Regions from separate parts of the Homo sapiens genome. Here region 2 is linked to region 1. Evidence: chromatin loops called from intact Hi-C (ENCODE). Cell type or tissue: Calu3. All regions are shown on one strand.

Region 1 (2,500 bases):
TTACCTGTGGGGTGACTAACTGTCCCAGTTTGTCCTGGAATGCCCTGGTATTAGCATTAACATTTTTGCACCCTGAGAAACCCTTCTGTCCTGGACAAGCCAGTTTTCACCCTGTTACTTTTCTGCATGTTTTGGCTACAGATACTCTCCGGCTATTACAGATTTTGTCTTTCCACATGTGTGTTGCATTGGCATTAGCTGTTTGCTCATTGTGCTCTGCTGCCAATTACATGTTTCTTAGGGGATTGAAATCCAGACAAATCTGGGTTTGAATTTCAACTCTTGTGGCCTTAATAAATGCATACTTTATCAGTGTCCATCAACATCAAAAAAAAAAAAAAAAGCAAAAGGGGCATAAAACTATATATCCTTTGGTTGTAGTGAGGGTAAATTAGATATGATGAATAAACCACCTGGCAGAGTGCCTGACAGATACTGGGTATTGCAGAAATGGTAGATGGTTTTTCACTGGTTGGTATGTGTGTATACTGCAGCACAACTGTGTTCAGTAAGTGCTTTCTGAATGAAAGCTCAAAGCTCCAGAGCTCGAATCTCTTGAGCAATGATCTTCCTATCTGTCATTTTCTCTCTCTGACTTAAATCTATTCTCTCAGAGGTTAGCCTTACTAAAAATTTGGTTCAAAGCCTTGCCAAGTAATGTGAAATATGACAGATGTATTTCCTATGGATCTTTTACTCCTGGAATTTTCCATGTGTCAATAATTTCCTACCCTCCAGTAGATTTTGATCTAGCCAGATTCCTTGCCTGGTCCATGAAGGGAAAACAGAAAACTGAAAGACCTTGAACTCCTTCTTGTACTCCAGTTCTCATGAACTCAAAACACAAACTCATTTAAAGTTAGTGTGGCATCATCAGCTGAAAGCTGAGAGTAATTTAAAGGCTTTTCTTCTCTATCAGCTCCCTGAGCCCCTCCAAACAGAAGCATTTTAAACTGATGCCTCTTGAGAGTTCTGTGTATGGAGTGCTGAGAATGAATGAGATTGTCTCCCACCCCAGAGGGTAGCAGAAAAATTCTGATTGTGGCCAACTATCTTCAGCTTCTGGTTTTCCCTAAGATCCTTATTGTAGGGCCACTTGTTCTTTTTATCTAGTAGGTATTTGATGTCATGATGAGATTAATAATTCACAGAGTCTGGGCAGTATTTTTCCACTGAAGGCTGCGTGCAGAAAAAAAGCAGAGTGCTGGCAAAACCCGAGGGCTCCTGACGAGGTCAGATGCCTTGTGCTTCAGCAAGTGCTCAGAATCCTCAGTAACCCCTTCCTTGCTGAAAATGACACATAGAAAGGCAGGGATTTTTAAAGGACTTTTTGCTTTCTTGGCTGGGGTTAAAACGAGTTCAATTAAATAGACCTCTAGAGATGGCCGAACAACAACAGTGACAAAATGTAAATAAAATTTTAATTATCACTTCCAAATAATAATTTAAGAGGGATTATCAAATCATATATGATTAATTGTTATAGATGATGAGAAGGTTAGTAGGGGGAAGAGGAGGTGTGATCCATGACTCTTATTATTACTAGTGCTTATTGTGATTATTCCTAGCTACCATTTCTTTCAGTTCCAGGAATTCTGCATTGCATATGATATCTCCTCTGATTTTTACACCAATTTTTGGGATAGACAACATTATTCCCATCTAAAAAATGCAAAAACTGTGGCCAAGACAGTCAACAAGGCTTTTCAAAGGCCACAAAGGTGATAAGAGGTGGAGCCAGTGTTTGACTCTAGAGTTATATATCTTTGGACGTATATCACTGCTTTCTACATGTACTATGTCACCTTCCAGTAATAATTAAAAATTAATTGTCATGAAAAGGCTTCTTAGCATTTCACAGGGATATAAGAGTTTTGAGACCACTTATATCCTTTTCTACTTGCTTCTCACAGCAGCCCTGGGCAGGAACAGGTTGGGGATGACTACCTCCCACTGGCAAACGTAGAGCTTGGAAGGAGGTTAAGTGATTCCAAAGCCAACTAATTAGTGATCAAGACATTCCTAGAACTCAGAACTTCTGACTCCACCACTAGACTATTGTACTCTGTGTTTTAGAGAACAGAAGGGCTTATATCAGTGGTAGCTGTCATTTTTTTGTTCCAACCTGAGCCAAAGGAGATGAAGCTGGAAACAGGTCTAAACTCAATATTCTACCTTCGCTGATCTCTAAATCTACCTTGCTAAGCTCCTGTGGATTCCTGGGCAGCAGGGCTCTTACCAGACTTCTCATGGCAATGATGAGGTCTGCCATCTTTTGTTCCTGTCCGTTTTCAAACTCTGGTTGTCCAGCTTCCTGGTGATACTACGATCTCAAAAACCTTTTCATAAATTTGTTTCCTACTTAAATCCCCCAGAATCAGGTTCTGTTCTTCGTAGCTGAGCACTCTGACTGACACAGTGTTTCACCAACACTGTGTGCAAAGCAGCCACAGCACTGCTATGTAGTCTGTCTTCAAGTAACCCTGGTTCCTGCCCATTT
Region 2 (2,500 bases), 1.0 Mb after region 1:
GTGCAGACGTCGCTTCGACATACTGGTTTCAAGTCCTCAGGATATATATACCCAAGCACCGTTTTTAAGCGTGTGTCCCTGTGACCCTGTTTTACTCAGGTACTTGCTGAGCAGTGGCCCACTCTTTGTCTTTGCTTCTAGCACTAGCCTGAGGGCCAACTAATGAAGCAAGAGACTGAGAAATGAGGAGATGGGGGCATTAATCTCAGTCTATGCAAACCATCTCAAGCAAACGACTTTACCTCTGGGCTTTGGTTTTCCAACAACAAAACAAAAATATTATTCGCTTTATCTACTCACAAAGTATATTGTGACAAGAAAAGGAAATAATAGAAGTCCCATTTCAAGCCAGGATTGAGATGAGCTTCAGTGTGTAATTTTTTCTGCCTTCTTGCTAGATTTGCCTTACCTCAATATTCTGTATAGATCACAAGGCTCCACCGATGACCAGCCCGGCAAGGTCATATTGCAGCAAGTAGGATTCCAATTTAGTAGGTCAGTTTCAGCCTACAGTCTCACTGTTTATGACTCTGCCCAGATAATTAGGGTTGGGAATTATCATAACTAATGTCAACAGTATTTATTTACAGCCTCTGTGAGGATGTACAGAATAATGGATATATTTTCTGTTCTTTTCACAGTTATACCCATAGTGCCTTGCACAGTGTCTGGTACAGAGCAGGCACTCAACAGAGAGTTTCTGAATACATAAATCAATCAATAAGAACTAGGAAAATTAAAGAACATATAAGGCATAGCAACTGCCTACAAAGACTTGTAATTCAATCGAGTTCACATGGCCTTAAAGATACAAGATAAGTAGCAATAGAGAAGTCAGTCAGTCTACGTAAGGGCCCAGTGAGCATCGTGGCAGAAATTACTGGAGAGGCTGACAGGTTCTCTCCTAGGTGGGGGTATTGGAGTGGGATGATAAATCCCCTGGATGCCACAAAGGGTAACACAGACCTTCTATTATGTTTCGGGGCTACACTTTGTCATCAGGGGAAGATTCTTGATATTTTTCTTTGTCAATGAGTTCATCTTTGTATGGCATAATAACCAGAATAGAGATCGTAATAACCAGAGTGAAACTTTTAGTTTGGTATTGTCAAGGAAAAAATATTGGGAAGGAAAATAACTTTTTTGTCATTGTTATTATGATTATTCATTTTATTTTTTCTCCAGTAAACATAAGGTAACAATGCTACAGTTATCCACAAAATGGCTCATGTCTTTGTAAAGCATGCTTTGGAAACATCTACCTCTTTCCTTCCTTCCATCTCCCTCCTTCCTTTCCTTACCTTGTTTTCTCCTTTTCTTCATCTTTTCTTCTTACAGCATTCATTGGGCAATTACTAATCAACAAATACTTATTGGGCACTTGTGTTCCAGGAATGTGAAAGGCAAGGGAATGCGGAGATACATGAAGGAATTACATTTGAGTAACGTTTCTGCAGTATAATTGACAGAGCATGGTTGACAATTGTTTTTGGAGGGTGAGAGAGATGAAGGAAGAGGATGACTCATGTTTCAGCTTGAGAAACTGGTTGTGTGATGATGACGTCAGCCAAGACAAGAAGCAAAATAGGAGAAGCAGATTTTGGGGAAGATGTTGAATGCAGGTATAGACACATTGAATTGATGTGGCTGAAGGACACCCAGGTCAAACTGTTAAACAGGCAGTTGGAAATATGATTTTGACCATGAGGCTAAAGAGATGGATTTGGAAGACATTAGCATTTAGATGATGTTTGAAAACATGATAATAAATTCATCTAGAAAAAGTAGGTAGAAATATAGAAAAGGACCAGAAACATAAGCCTAAGGAACTCTCACACGTAAAGAATATGTAAGGAGAAAGTGAAGGAGGAAATTATGAAGGAAGGTTTAGAAAAGTAGGAGAACTAGAAGTAATTGAGGATGGTACTACTCTTGAGTGCCACATCAATAAAGCACCTTGAAGTTGGTCAAGGTCAGAATGAATCTTAATTTCTACTTTCTCCTTTTCCAACTCCAAACCAGAGCTAATTAGCTCCCATCTAAAGACTCAAAGCTTTCCCATTCTGTGGGGTTAATTACATTTATGGGCATGGGCTCTGCCACAGAAAGAAACCAGCAGCATGGAAGTAAGGCATCCAGTTGACCTTAACTGCAGTGCCTCCTGAACTGGTTCCATTTCTATGAGATGGGGTCTTGACTCCTCTCTTTGTTCAAGCTCCTGTAATGAACCCCTGTGTTCCTGGAGTCCCAACTCTAGTCTCCTGAGACAGAAGTTTTCCCCCTTGTACTCCAGGGTTATCTATTCCCCAGCGTTATAGTCTTGGGATGACTTACCTGTCTTCATGTACTTATCCTATATCTGACAATGCCTGGAATTATTTTTGGCTAGTTTAAGAATCCTAGGAGCATCTGCATGGTGTTTGGACAGCTCCTGAAAACAAATTAACCATTTATAAACAGACCCTTGTATTACTATTGTATTCTTTTAGCTATCATTTCC

Evidence for each region. A loop is a pair of places that touch in the nucleus more often than their neighbours do. Peaks named below come from ENCODE experiments on the same cell type or tissue, not always from the same donor. Only the 100,000 strongest peaks of a DNase experiment are listed, where the experiment ranks them.
Region 2: a loop joins it to region 1, with 4 times the contacts of the local background. A loop is called at or near these places in 4 of 110 quality-filtered maps.

The regions. Positions count from the first base shown.
Region 1 is chr4:13,990,260-13,992,759 of GRCh38, forward strand. No RefSeq gene overlaps it. Among named protein-coding and RNA genes, the nearest start is that of LINC01085, 120 kb to the right of the region's middle. In Calu3, no CTCF peak of the experiment used is centred here; a DNase peak (open chromatin) is centred at 1,212.
Region 2 is chr4:14,992,920-14,995,419 of GRCh38, forward strand. CPEB2-DT (CPEB2 divergent transcript) reads right to left here. Exons shown (of 8, transcript NR_038857.1): 4 at 2,335-2,431. Among named protein-coding and RNA genes, the nearest start is that of CPEB2-DT, 7.9 kb to the right of the region's middle. In Calu3, no CTCF peak of the experiment used is centred here; a DNase peak (open chromatin) is centred at 1,552.